2 separate regions of the Homo sapiens genome follow, and region 1 is linked to region 2. The links are chromatin contacts, found by Hi-C or POLR2A ChIA-PET in ENCODE. All regions are on one chromosome and are shown on one strand. Each heading gives the region's core, a stretch centred on a gene start or an enhancer-like site at or near the end of the contact. The rest is flanking DNA. Distances are from core to core; before and after follow the strand shown.

Region 1 (6,884 bases), core at 1-2,500, 240 kb before region 2:
TCCAAATCTCACTCAACATAATAAGTGCAGAACAACATGCCAAAGCACTGTATGAAGCACTAGGGACAAAGACAAGGTCAAAATCCTTGTAACCAAATTTAATGGTATTGTAATGCAGTGTTAACACAGGACAGTAACAGAACACCCAAGAACCAAACAGAAGAGGGTAGGGATAAGCATAAATGAAGTAACATGAAATAAACTTCCAAATGGAAAACTTGTCCATACCCCCAGGGCAAGTCAACTACAGTCTCCCAAAGGACATAAATTCCACTTAGGGCACACTAGACAGAAAACAATATTGTGTCTTTTTTTTGTTTTTTGTTTTCAAATAGGGTCTCCCTGTGTTGGCCATCCACTCCTGCCTCGACCTCCCAGAGTGCTGGGATTGCAGGCGTGAGCTACCCACGCCAGGTGGGTACTTGTAGCCACACCAAGATCAATGCCTTCTCTTCCTCAACAGCGGTCGCGCCCCCCACTTCCCATTTCAAACCTCAGCATGAGGGCTTCTACCCAAATCTCCCTACGACAGGTACTTCTTCAACTCTTCCACCACCTCTTGAGGCTCAGGGAATTTGAGTTTGCGTGGGGGCCCCTTCTTAATCCCAGTCCAGAGCTCCGCACCTGAAAGGCCAGAATGAAGCGAAGTTACAATACTTCGGAACCCACGAGCACGTCTCTGAAGTCATGAGACTGCCGTGGTTTCTAAGAATAGCGCTTCCTGTCTTCGGAACCCACGTCCCTTTCACCCACGTCCCTCTCCCCCACATCCAGGTCCCCACTTACTGCTGCCGTCCGGGCGCAGCAGCGTCACCTCGAAGCTGCCCCTCCGGGGCTTCGTCGGGTTCACCTTTACTGGAAGCTCTGGGGCCTCCAGGCGCAGCGCCTGGCTCAGGGCCGCGGCGTTGCGCCCATAGACGCGTCAGCTAGTGCTAGGGAGAGACGGAGAGGTTAGAAACCGGGGCCCCTGGCCCCCCCCGGCGCCACTGTTCCCTCTCTCCCGTTACTCTCCAGGCCCCTCACCAATGCTCGATAACAACGGTCGCCTCCTCCATTCCCTCCCCGCCGTTCGCCAGCTTCTCTCGCTTCTCGGCTACGGCGACCACCGCGGCCTCAGCCTTACGCTTCCTCCCGCGGGGAGCCATGGCGCCTAGAGCCCGGCCGAGAATGCAGCGGGACTGGTGGGTGGGGGGCGGAGACGCGACCACTGAGCGGAAACTGGGCAACGAAGAGCGCAGCCCGGAAGCTCTGCTCCTACAGCGGAAACCTCTCTCAAAGGAAGGGAAAGCTTGGCCCGCAGCACCCACGTGGCCTGGAGGCGGACCTTGGGGCACAACCACTTTGCAAGCAGGGAGCGGGAAGGTGCGGGAAGCGCCTGACGGAACCACCCATCGCTTCGGGTGGAGGGGACAGGGGACGCTGGGATGGTGAACACAGCAGGAAGGGGCGGAGACTAGGTCCGACTGCTAGCCTCGCTTCGCGCAATCTTTTCTGTACCTTTGCATGGCGCTAAATGTTGTGTGCCACCATCTGCCGCCAAACTCTCCTCCCTGGCAACCGCAGGCCAATCCCAGAGTAAACCCACCACCTAACAACATGTGGCCGCTATTCTAGATTTATGGAAACTAGACTTCTCCAACTCTTGCCAGTCCTGGGGATCAATGCCCGGCATTTGGTGAAACCAAATAGGATGGCCTTTGCCCTTAAGATGGGCAATTCCTCTGCAGTTGTCAGGCTTTTCTAATACAGAAACACACAAACGCGCAATCAAAAGGAAATCCCAATCTTTTTATTACGGAAAGCCATCAACTGGGTGTGGGGAGTATGTCAGAGGGTTAGTGAAAGTCCAGGGGATTTCTCCTCCAAGTCCTACCACACAAAGGAAAGTCTCAAGCCTCTATTCACCCCTTCTCAATCCCCACAAAATAGGGGGTTGTTCAATATTGTCTTCAATGATAAAAACTTTGTGGTTAAAGGTTTCTCCTTAGGACTAGCGACAAAGTTAGGCTTATACTTTTAATGAAGACCATAAACGAAGCCAGAAGGGCTTAAGGAAGCAAGAGTCCTTGGGGGAAAATTCTTAGCGTTCTATACCCCAGCATCTTACCTTAGGGTTAAATCTAGGTCTAACCAAGCTGTGCAGGTCAACTAAGAAGGAATGATGAAACCACAGAGTTTCATGGAGAAACCATGGAGATGTCTGAATAGCTGATAAGCAGTTAACACACTGACCCAAGCTTGGAGGGAAACCATTTCCCCCTCCGTCCTATGAGATCTCTTTCTTGCTCCAGTGAAACAGTTGGCCACAGCATGGCAGGCCTTCCTGTAGGGTGCCTGACAATTCCCTAGATGCCTCTTTAAAATCAGAAGCTGCATGCTGCCCCACCCAGTCACAGCCAAAGGGAAAACATAAATAAAAGGCTGCAGCCTCAGGCTTGTGGTTATGGAAAGAGCCTGGAATTGACAGGAGAGGAAGCACTGCCAAAGTGAGGATCTTATTTATCCTTCTTGTTTTCCCCATCTGACACTGTGGTGGGGGTTGAAGCCACAGGCTGCTCCTCAGGGATATTGTCTCCAGCCTTTGATAGTTTCTTGGCCCGCTGGTATAGCTCATTTAAGTTAAATTCTCGGATCACATTCTCCTGCACAAAAGAGATGCACACGTCAGGATCTGGGTTGGAAGGGAGAGTAAAGAGCCTGGGAAGTAAGAGGTATTTTACACAAAGTCTGGGAAAGGAAGGAGTAAGCAAAGGACAAAAATCTTCCCTAACCTTCCTCTTTTTTAGGTACCCAGAAAAGTCAACTAATAGTTAAATACCCATTATGTGCCAATCACCGTGCCAAGAATTATACCTAAATTATTTAATGTAATCTGCAAAACAACCCTGTAAGCCAGGGGTTATTACCTCCAATTAACTGACAGGGAACCTAACACCTACAGACAATAGGTGCAGTGGCCTTCGAGACAGAATCTTTTTTTTTTTTTCCTGATGGAGTCTCTTGTTGCCCAGGCTGGACCGCAATGGTGCAATCTCAGCTCACTGCAACCTCCACCTCCCGGGTTCAAGCGATTCTCCTGCCTCAGCCTCCCAAATAGCTGGCATTATAGGCATGCGCCACCACACTCGGCTATTTTTGTATTTTTAGTAGACACGGGGTTTCTCCATGTTGGTCAGGCTGGTCTCAAACTCCTGACCTCAGGTGATCTGCCAGCCTCGGCCTCCCAAAGTGCTGGGATTACAGGCGTGAGCCACCGTGCCTGGCCTGAGACCAAATCTTAACTAATGATTGTTACCCAGTACTAGCAGGTCTGCACATAATATATATTTGCTAAATGAATTAAAACATGAGGTCTAGTAACTAGTCCACACCCTCAAAGCTAATGGGCAAGTGGCAGAGCTGTGAATCAAACCCGGGTAGGGCTTGAAAGCCCACCTACTGTTCTGCACCCTTCATGCACCTGCCCTTCCTTTCAGGTACCTCAGAGAAGGTCCATGAGACAGCCCGTCCTTTCTTGTCAATCTGTGGCCGCCGCATTGCCTCCTTGCCACCTTGGAACAGGATCAGGGTAGGGAGTTGCTTGGTGAGGGGTGATGTGCTCACTTTGTACCTGCAGGGCCCAGAAAGTTCTCTAAATGTCCCTGTATGTATCACTCAAAGTGATTTCCCTGCTCAGACCCTCTGCCCAGGTCTTTACATACCGCGTACTAACATCAGTATAGCGTCCAACATCCACCTTCCCAAAATTTAGCCCTGTACAGTTGTATCTGAAAAGAATATATTATTTAATATGCTGAAAAAAAATAATGGATCAAGGAAAGTGGAAGTATAGATATTTAAGAGGGGAGAGGGAGATGCCTTTGGTTACCATGTGTGAAAATCAAGGCCAAAAGAAAAAGAAAAGCCAAAAACAGTGAGAGGGAAGGCACAGCATCTCCATTTCCACCATCCCTCCCTTTGCACTACTCACTTAAGGGAGAGGTCAGCATAGATAGGGGCAAATGATTGGCAGTCATTAGACCAATTGGCAAAGAACTCCACAATCCAAGTGACCCTCTTGTCCCGTTCTAGTTCCTCCTGCCAAATACAGGGAAGAAAAGTCAGCTGGATCCACATAGCCTCCTGGGAAGGTTCAGACTTTAGCATCTAATTCCTCATCCTGGTGTTCCCTCTCCCCCGGCTCTCATAATGAACCACAGTGCCCGTGACATCCATTTTGAAGCACTGTTGTTCCTCCTAGTGAATGGAGAGCACAACTACAAAATCACCCACAAGGGACCCAAGAAACAGAAAGGGGAAAGAGCACTCACATCAATGGTTTTATCATTGAAGTACTTGATATACTCAGGGCCCATATATAGGGGGGGTTTGCACGTCATCAGGAACACTAAATACAGAAAGAAGATGTCGAAGGAAACATAAAAAGCCTTACACAGGGAATTTACTTCCAAACCAACCCAAGGATTTCAGCCCCCAAATAATACACACTTGTGGATATATGTAGACCACCAACACATTCCCTACCTCTACAATAACAGTCTCTGTAAACTGTTATCATCTGAGCTACATATATAATTCATTAGGTATGAGATATGGAAGAAGGGTATGGAGAAACATGTTTGGGATTGCAACTGTTGGGACTGTGGTTTCCACAATCAAGTCTATCAACACAGTCTTACAAAAAAAAAAAAAGAAAGAAAGGCAGTCTCCTCACCTATGCAGAGTGTGATGTAAAGTAGGCCCATGCGAATATCCAAGCGGAAGAAAAGAATTGTGTTGGCCACTTTACTAAACATGAAAATGTTGCCTATATGTTGCTCCACAGTGACTGAAACACAGAGATGTCACAGGTCAGGCTGGGCTGTGCACTCCTATATCCCATTCTTTGTCCCTCTTCATGGGGCACTTTGAAATAGGAGACAGGGAGGGGATAGAAGTCCAAGTTCAAATTCAGCCTTGGAATTAAACGTAGGACAAATTTACCAAATGATTGCCACTCTCTTAACATGAAGCAAAGCACCTCCAAAGGGCATTAGATCTAACCTTGAGTCTGAGAAGTGAACTAAACTTACTGGATCTGCGGTTCTTCATCATCACAATGGCACTGAGAAACATCAGGATCTCCACTTCTCTCTGGAACAGAATCGAAGTATTATAACAGGAATGCAGTGACTAGAGCTAACTTAGGTGGGAAAGGGAACTAAATATGTAATAAAAACCAATAGCGATCCAAACTGGGAATGGGAACAATAAAGAACTGCAGTTAGGTAAGGTGTACGGGGATAAACATCAGTCAGAAGACCTGGATTCAGGTTCTACTCCTGCCACAAACTTGCTGGTGCTTTTCTTTTTGAGACAGAGTTTCACTCTTGTTGCCCAGGCTAGAGTGCAATGGCGCGATCTCGGCTCACTGCAACCTCCGCCTCCCAGGTAGCTGGGATTGCAGACATGCGCCACCACACCCGGCTAATTTTTTTATTTTTAGTAGAGACAGGGTTTCACCATGTTGGCCAGGCTGGTCTCAAACTCCTGACCTCAGGTGATCCACCAAAGTGCTGAGATTACAGGCACGAGCCACCGCGCCAGGCCTGCGGTGCTTTTCAACAAAGCACTTAATCCCTTAGCTTTGGTTTCCTCAACTGAACAGTATCTATTTCAAAATGCTACTGGGGGATTAAATGAGATAACAGATTAAAAAGAGTTGTATAAAGCATGATATGGTATAAAATCGTAAGATTATTAATATCAACTCAATGTGACGCTGGTAGAATAAAACTTTTCCAGGTAAGTTTTCTTGATAATAGCCCATTAATATAATATCTAGCTATTCCACATGTTTAATTTTTTTTTTTTTTTTGAGACAGTCTTGCTCCATCGCCCAGGCTAGAGTGCAATGGTGTGATCTCAGCTCACTGAAACCTCTGCCACCTGGGCTTGTGTTTCTCCTGACTCAACCTCCCAAGTAGCTGGGACTACAGGCGCACACTACTGTACCTGGCTAATTTTTGTATTTTTTGTAGAGACCGGGTCTCCCCATGTTGCCCGGGCTGGTATGGAACTCCTCAGCTCAGATGATCCGCCCGCCTCGGCCTCCTAAAGTGCTGGGATTACAGGTGTGAGCCACCGAGCCCGGCCCCCATTACTTAATCATTCCTCCCCACCCAATATGCATCGTGATAATCCATGTACTTTTGATATAATTTGAGAGCTGAAAGGGGCTTTCAGAGCTCTCAAAAAGCCCTTTTCAATACTCGTCTTACAGTTTTCTCACCTTCTAGAACAACCTTCTTGTCCAACCTGTGGCTCACATGCAGCCCAGGATGGCTTTGAATGGGGTCCAACACAAATTCATAGACTTTCTTAAAACATTATGAGACATTTTTGATTTTTTTTTTTTTTTAGCTCATCAGCTATCATTAGGTGTTAGTGTATTTTATGTGTGCCCCAAGACAATTCTTCCAATGTGGCCCAGGGAAGCCAAAAGATTAGATAACCCTGTTGTAGAATGTAACCACCAAGTGAGCAAGTGAGACAGACAATAAACATGACAAAGACACTGAGAAGTAATAGAATTCTAAGCCCTGAAGTGACTGAACAGACTCCTTCTTGACTAAGGGGACCCCAGAGAAACCTTGAAAACTGAGTTCTCGGCCATAACAGGGTGTGAGGTCAGACACATCTCTTTATACCCCCTCCTTCACTTACCAACATTAGGCTTTCTTAAACAGAAAGTTAAACAGAAACCAGCCCTCTGAAAAGACTTGCTCCACCTGACATCAACCAACTGCCTGACACTGCCCCTCCCTTTTGCAGTTAGGACAAAACAACTAACCAGCATTGCTTCCTGATAAGAGACCAGTGACCATGCAGTGGATCTGGCCAGG
Region 2 (7,099 bases), core at 3,595-6,094:
ACCCTTTAGGGTTATTGCATGGATTAAATGGGATTCTCTATAGAAAATATTGGCACAAAGTAGGTGTAAATTTGCACGCTAGTGGGATTGTTTGTGAGGGAAATTGTCATTTGATTATCAAAGACTTAGGAGCAGGAACAGTGTCTAATTCAGGGACTGCAAATGGAAATGCCAGCTGAGGCCAGGCATTTGCTAATAATTGGGTAAAGCAGGGCAGGTGTAGAATAGCAATGTCTGGGAATTAAAAGAGAGGTGAGGACGTGTATGACCTTGAGAAGGCAAGCCCTGGCAAAAGGGGATGGCCTCCACTCAGCTACAGTCATGCCTAGATCTTCTAACTTTTTATTTTTATTTTTATTTTTTGAGACGGAGTCTTGCTCTGTCACCCAGGCTGGAGTGCAGTGGCGCGATCTCGGCTCACTGCAAGCTCCGCCTCCCGGGTTCACGCCATTCTCCTGCCTCAGCCTCCCAAGTAGCTGGGACTACGGGCGCCCACCACCACGCCCGGCTAATTTTTTTTTTGTATTTTTAGTAGAGATGGGGTTTCACCGTGTTAGCCAGGATGGTCTCGATCTCCTGACTTTGTGATTTACCCTCCTTGGCCTCCCAAAGTGCTGGGATTACAGGCTTGAGCCACCGCACCTGGCCGATCTTCTAACTTTTTAAAGAGAAGCAAGACATCTGGATTTTTATGTGATAACTCCTGATTTTAAACTGGCACCCAATTATAATTTACAACACTATAAGGGTCAACATTGCCAGCAGAGCAAAACATGGGTGGGGGCAACTGCTGGTCACCGGTGTGCAGCCTCTGGTCTAAAATCATCTTTGTATTTCTTCTTGCTTTACGCATTGTCCCAGCACAGTGCTGTTGTATAGTAAATATCCAGTAAGTGGGTGTAGAATGAATAAACCAATGCAGATAAACCTGTAGAGAGGCCGGGCACAGTTGCTCATGTCTGTAATCTCAGCACTTTGGGAGGCCCAGGCAGGCAGATCACTTGGGCCCAGGAGTTCGAGACCAGCCTGGGCAACAGTTGAAACCTCATCTCTACAAAAAATACAAAAAGTAGCCAGGTGTGGTGGCATGCACCTGTAGACACACCTACTCAGGAGGCTGAGGTGGGGGTATCACTTGAACTCGGGAGGTCAAGGCTACAGTGAGCTGGGAAGTCAAAGGTGCAGTGAGCTATAATTGCACCACTGCACTCCAGCCTGGGAGACAGAGTGAGACCCTGTCTCAAAAAAAAAAAAAAAAAAAACCTGTAGAGAAATGACAGTGATCATAAAGATCACTAAATTATAGGGCTAGCCTGATCCCCAAAGGCTGTGTGGTCCAACCCCTAAGTGCTTCCTGGAGGTGTCTGAGCACTTTCCCCACCTCCTTGGCAGCTGGTACTGAAGAAGACTCTCTGTTGTCCAGGACAGTTCCTTCCATGGCTGGTCAACACTCAGGATCTGCCAGGCCTTTGTGTTCTTCCTTATGTCAACACACAGATTCCTTTATCTTTACTCTTCTGCCAACTGCATGACCTTTGGATATGTAAAGTCAGGGGTCATTTTCACTACTGAGGGCAGATGTCCTCTACCACCCCCTAGTATCCAGGCATTATCACATCCCCTTGTCCCCTTGTTGGTTTTTTTGTTTCCTTTTTCTTTTCTTTTCTTTTCTTTTTTTTTTTTTTTGAGACAGGGCCTTGCTCTGTCACCCAGACTGGAGTGCAATGGTGTGATCATGGCTCACTGCAGCCTCGACCGCCCGGGCTCAAGCAATCCTCCCACCTCAGACTCCCAGGTAGCTGGAACTACAGACATGCATCGCCATGCTCGGCTGATTTTTAAAATTTGTTTTGTAAAGACAAGGTTTCCCAATGTTGCTCAGGCTGGTCTTGAACTCCTGGGCTCAAGAGATGCACCCACCTTGGCCTCCCAAAGTCCTGAGATTACAGGTGTGAGCTACTGCACCTGGCCTGGTTTGTTCTTTTAGCAGCACCTGTCACTCTAGAGCTGAGAACTTCCTGTCTCATGTAGTGTGGATGCCCAGCTCCTAGAGTACGTGCTTACCACATGACCCACCAGGAGGGTCAGCTACCCCTTCCTCAGATCCTTCAGGAGCACTTTCTCTGGGCCAGGCACTGTGCAAAGCTCTTTGTTTACTGTCTCCAATTTAATCCTCCTAAGGAGGTCGTGGGTTAGGCATTCTTTGGTCCGGTTTACAGACAAGAAGAAAGTTACTTGGTCAAGGTGCACAGCTAGTAAGGCTGGTGGTGGGAATTCAGACCCTGGTCTGTCTGCCTGCTCCAGGTGCACCCTGAGTTTGCCCTTGGCAGTGCTGCCAAGTGACAACTTGGAGGCCTGGGGGCAGCCACCTCATGACTCACTGAGCATTGAGTAAAGCGAAGCAGCCCTTTGTCTCCTATCACTAGCTTTTCTCCTTAACTTGTCACAACTCCAAGTTGGCAGTTTACCGTTAAGGACAAGTCCTCCAAGTGGACTTCTAGAGGGGACTGGAGGGCAGTGCCTGGTTCTCATTCTGTGCCTCAGCTTCATCACCTAGGGAACGGGATACTTTATTAACTGACTTATGGGGCTGTTGTGTTTAGAACAGTGCCTGGAGCATAGTTAAGTGCTCAATAAGTATTAGCTATTATTTTATCAGACTATCATTTATCGGGAAAGCTTCCTCTAAGTTTTAGTGTTCTTTCTAAATTTCTTTTTTTTATTTAGAGATGGGGTTTTACCATGTTGCCCAGGCTGGTCTCAAACTTGTAGGCTTAAGCGATCTGCCTGTCTCAGCCTCCCACAGTGGTGGGATTACAGGCATGAACTACCACGCCGGGCCATTTTAATGAATTCTTGTTATAGCCATTAGAGTACCACTCACTGCCTTTGCCTTTGCCTCTAGATATGGGGGCACTTCTTGTTGGGGGTCCACAACCCCCTAAGCTTGGACACTGAGTGCATATTACAACTTAGTAAATACTTTTATGTCCAGTATTTCATTTGAGCTAGTTGAAGCCTCAGGCTGTGTGTGCACAAGACTCTCCCAGGGTCAGGTACTAATGGCTGCCATTTCTGGAGCAGCCCCATCAGAGGAGATGTGACTCTAGGGTACCCCCAAAGGCACTTGGCATGGGATTTGAAAGCAGGCCGCCTGACTGTGGGCTGCTGTCTCCTGTGCCCAGCTGTTCCTGGTGTCATGTGCTGAGCCCTCCCTTCCCCCTCCTCAGCTGAGAGCAGCACCAACACCACCCAGGATGAGCAGCGCAGGTGGCCAGGCTGTGACCAGCAGGACGAGATGCTCAACCTGGGCTTCACCATTGGTTCCTTCGTGCTCAGCGCCACCACCCTGCCACTGGGGATCCTCATGGACCGCTTTGGCCCCCGACCCGTGCGGCTGGTTGGCAGGTGAGGTGGCTGGGCTATGGGGAACGGGAGGACAGGGACCGTGCTGCAGGGGGAGGGGAGGGGGGGTGCTCACAGGCCAACCCCTCGCCCTTCCCTGTGTCTCCACAGTGCCTGCTTCACTGCGTCCTGCACCCTCATGGCCCTGGCCTCCCGGGACGTGGAAGGTGAGTTGTCTGTCCTCTTGTGGCCCCACAAGAAAAGAATAGGTGGGATGAAGGCGGATGTTTACCCCAGCTCCCGCCCTTGGCTTCCCACAGCTCCCCAAATGCCCTCATCTGCTGCTTTCCCCTTTCCAGCTCTGTCTCCGTTGATATTCCTGGCGCTGTCCCTGAATGGCTTTGGTGGCATCTGCCTAACGTTCACTTCACTCACGGTGAGTGTCACAGGCCTGGCCTGGCAGCAGAGTTCCCCCGAGTGGGGTGAGGGCAGAGTGAGTGGGGTGAGGGCAGTATGAATGGGCTGGGGGAGGGGCCTGTGGACGCAGATCACTAGATCAAGTGAGTGTGTGAGAAACTGTGCAGGTGGCTGCAAAGAGCAGGTGTGAGGCTGTGTGTGTGTGGATGAGGCTGTGTGTCGGGGTGTATGTTAATGTGTGTGTTTGTGTGTACAGAGCCCATGAATGTCCATGGAGCTCTGTTCTAGGTCCTGGACTACAGCACAATCAGGACTGACCGAGTCATCCTCCCTGCTGGAGGTTACATTTTGGGGGTGAGGGGCACAGATAACCCAATAAACAAGTAAACTAATAAATTATGTCAGTCGTCATAGGTGCTGGGAAGAAAATAAAACTGGGTAACATGATCTTGAGGGGGAGGGAGCAGCTTGAGATAGCGTGTGCACGCTTGCCATGTCGTGGGAGAGTGGGTGTGTGACCCCGTCCCTGTGAAAGCCATGAGTTGGTAGGTGTGTTTGTGAGTGTACTAGGTTGAACCATATGAAATTGTCGACACCTCGTCGTGCACATGGCTTGACCTATTACATGTGGTGAGTGGTGTATGTGTGTTGCTCAAAGTGTGTTTATTTATGTGAGTGTGTAAACGCGTTAAAGGCTTAGGAGTGTTAAAGGCTTAGGGAGGTTGGAGGGGAAGGTTCCTGGCCGGGCTGGCTCGGACTGTTTATCTCTGAGAAGGGCTGCCTGACTGGGTGGTTTTGGCTGAATTTCACCTCTCCCCAGCAGCCGCCTTTAATTCCAACCGGGGACATTTCACAGCTCTAAAGGAAGGAAGCGGATCCCTTTCTCCCCGCCCCTCTGCGCAGCCCCTTCTCCCTGCTGTGCAACTTGGCCCAGGGCCCTAAATCCCTTCTCTCCGGCGCTTGACCTCAGACCCTCCCTGGCGGCCGGGTGGGGCTTGTCCAGCGGCTCCTCCCTGCTATGTCCCCGCCTCCTGTAATCTCCAGCCAATGGCAGGGTCCGGCGCTGGCACCGCCCCTCAGCCTCTCCCCGCTCCCTCTGGCCGGCCCCGCCCCCTGGGCCGCTGCTCTTGGCCCAGACTTGGACGAGGACGTCCCGTGCTGAGTCTTGCGGGCCCAGCTGCTGTTGCCACGCACGCTGCAAGGCCGCCAGCCCGGGGTTAGCCGGCCGGCCTCGCCTTACCCACGGTACTGGGCGCAGACAGCGTTTGTGGCCCCTTGGAGGGGAGGGGGCCCTGCCCCTCTCCAGGCCTGGCAGCCTTCCGTGGCGTCCTTGGCAGTGGTGCCTCACGGATGCAGGGTGCAGGAAAACCTCTGCCTGAGTGGGTAGAGGTTTTTCCTGAGCCAGCCACTTCAGGGGAAGGGGGAAGGATAATTTAGTTATATGTGTTTAAACACCATTTTTTTTTTTTTTGTTGAGACGGAGTCTCGCAGTGTCGCCCAGGCTGGAGTGCAGTGGCGCGATCTCGGCTCACTGCAACCTCTGCCTCCTAGGTTCAAGCAATTCTCCTGCCTCAGCCTCCCGAGTAGCTGGGACTACAGGTGCACGCCTCCACGCCCGGCTAATTTTTTCGTATTTTAGTGGAGACGGGGTTTCACCGTGTTGCTCAGGCTGGTCGCGAACTCCTGAGCTCAGGCAATCCACCCGCCTCGGCCTCCCAAAGTGCTGGGATTACAGGTGTGAGCCACTGCGCCCGGCCTAAACGCCTTTTTTACCAGAGCTGTTGAGGCCTCCCTTCAGAGTCTCAGTTTCCCCCTCTGTGGAGTGTGTTTAGGCTTTGTACGGATCCTAAGGTCCTTCTCAGCTGTGGGATCTAGTGACTTGGGGAGGATGGTGGGGCCAGAGGAGGGTGTGTGCGAAGGGCATCCTGACTTTGCCTTCCCCTGCCCTGAGGGCTTGGCTGAGGCAGGTGAGTGGAACACATGATCAATTAAATTCTCTCCTGGTGTGGGTTCTGACCCTGCTCTGCGTCAGAGCCACCTCCTCTGGAGACTGTCTGCCCTGGCTCAGTTCCCTCCCTTATTTCCACCCTCACCTCCCAGGATGTGATTTGTCCTGATTAGGCAGAAACTGGGCTGGGACGTCAACCGAGAGGGTTAAGAGGCACTGCCTATTACCGGGACACAGCCATGGTCACAGCCTTGGGTTAGGGCTGGGACAACGACAATGGGGAGAAAGCCATTAATGTGCTCTGTGAACTTGAGTACACTTTTCCTCCCTGGGTCTCAATTGTCTCATCTCAAATGGGTTGGACAAGATCACTGTTTCTTTCTTTTCTTTTCTTTTTTTTTGGGGGGTGGGGACATAGTCTCGCTCTGTCACCCAGGCTAAAGTGCAGTGGTGCGATCTCGGCTCACTGCAACCTCCACCTCCCAGGTTCAAGCGATTCTCCTGCCTCAGCCTCTGGAGTAGGTGGGATTACAGGCGCATGCCACCATGCCTAGCTAATTTTTGTATTTTTGGTGGAGATGGGGTTTCACCATGTTGTCCAGGCTGGTCTTGAACTCCTGACCTCAAGCTTCCCACCAGCTTCGGCTTCCCAAAGTGCTGGGATTACAGGCATGAGCCACTGCGCCCAGCCAAGATCAGTGTTTCTTAAGCACCTATTCCATGTGTTTTTCAGAGGTGTTACGTAACAAACTTGGGAAACCTGGAATTAAACAAAATTAACAAAATGTCTCTCTGAGGGGTGTCTGGGAGCCTTTTTGAAGCTAAAGGGCACTGTGACTGTGTAGGCAGGGGGCAGAGTACAGTTTCCCACATTGATTTTTCTGTTTGTTTTACCTTGGGGCTTTTCTGCTGCGTCTCCTGGGGCTATTGTATGGAGCAGGGCTGGGAATGCTGGGCAAGGGTCACGGTGTCCCCACCTCATGGGTGCTGCTTTCCCTCCTCAGCTGCCCAACATGTTTGGGAACCTGCGCTCCACGTTAATGGCCCTCATGATTGGCTCTTACGCCTCTTCTGCCATTACGTTCCCAGGAATCAAGGTATGAGGCCACCTGGGTTTTCTTTTTGTCTTGACACAAGAACCGGGTGGGGCCGAGTGAGCAGCAGCTAGTGCTGACCCACGGGTCTGACTTCTCCGCTCTCCTTTCTCTGTCATCATCCCAATGCAGGCCTTCCCCCTCTCTCCTGGGCCACAGCAAGCTTTCTCAGCTGGTCTCCCTGCCTCTGATTCTTTTTCTCTGTACTCTGTCACTCACGTGACTTCCAGAAAGATCTCAGATGGGGAACTGGCTCACACACTGCTGAAAAACCTTCAGTGGTTTAGCTTCACCT

Evidence for each region. Hi-C counts contacts between places; a loop is a spot of excess contacts on that map. ChIA-PET counts read pairs that join two places held with the same protein, here RNA polymerase II (POLR2A). Pooled maps may share reads with other maps.
Region 1: a loop to region 2 is called in a pooled map, with 2.2 times the contacts of the local background. The contact joins the promoter of SELENOH here to the enhancer-like site in region 2. A Hi-C loop is called at or near these places in 4 of 50 pooled maps. POLR2A ChIA-PET finds 5 or more read pairs at or near these places in 5 of 52 experiments (GM10248, PC-9, WTC11 and 1 more).

The regions. Positions count from the first base shown.
Region 1 is chr11:57,735,857-57,742,740 of GRCh38, reverse strand. SELENOH (selenoprotein H) reads right to left here and starts at 1,250. Exons shown (of 4, transcript NM_170746.4): 1 at 1,024-1,250; 2 at 787-932; 3 at 494-624. The coding sequence starts at 1,145. The coding sequence ends at 524. TMX2 (thioredoxin related transmembrane protein 2) reads right to left here. Exons shown (of 8, transcript NM_015959.4): 2 at 5,073-5,133; 3 at 4,715-4,828; 4 at 4,311-4,387; 5 at 3,971-4,077; 6 at 3,702-3,767; 7 at 3,481-3,610; 8 at 1,768-2,642. The coding sequence ends at 2,496. It overlaps TMX2-CTNND1 (TMX2-CTNND1 readthrough (NMD candidate)), which reads right to left. Exons shown (of 21, transcript NR_037646.1): 2 at 5,073-5,133. RefSeq lists enhancers at 739-908, 1,059-1,108, 1,429-1,548.
Region 2 is chr11:57,497,461-57,504,559 of GRCh38, reverse strand. SLC43A1 (solute carrier family 43 member 1) reads left to right here. Exons shown (of 15, transcript NM_003627.6): 3 at 3,231-3,408; 4 at 3,517-3,572; 5 at 3,705-3,781; 6 at 6,715-6,807. Among named protein-coding and RNA genes, the nearest start is that of SLC43A1, 15 kb to the left of the region's middle. RefSeq lists enhancers at 2,949-3,722, 3,723-4,498. Within about 2 kb of position 4,844, at least 25 of the 41 ENCODE cell types and tissues checked have a DNase peak (open chromatin) inside an H3K27ac peak, as active enhancers do.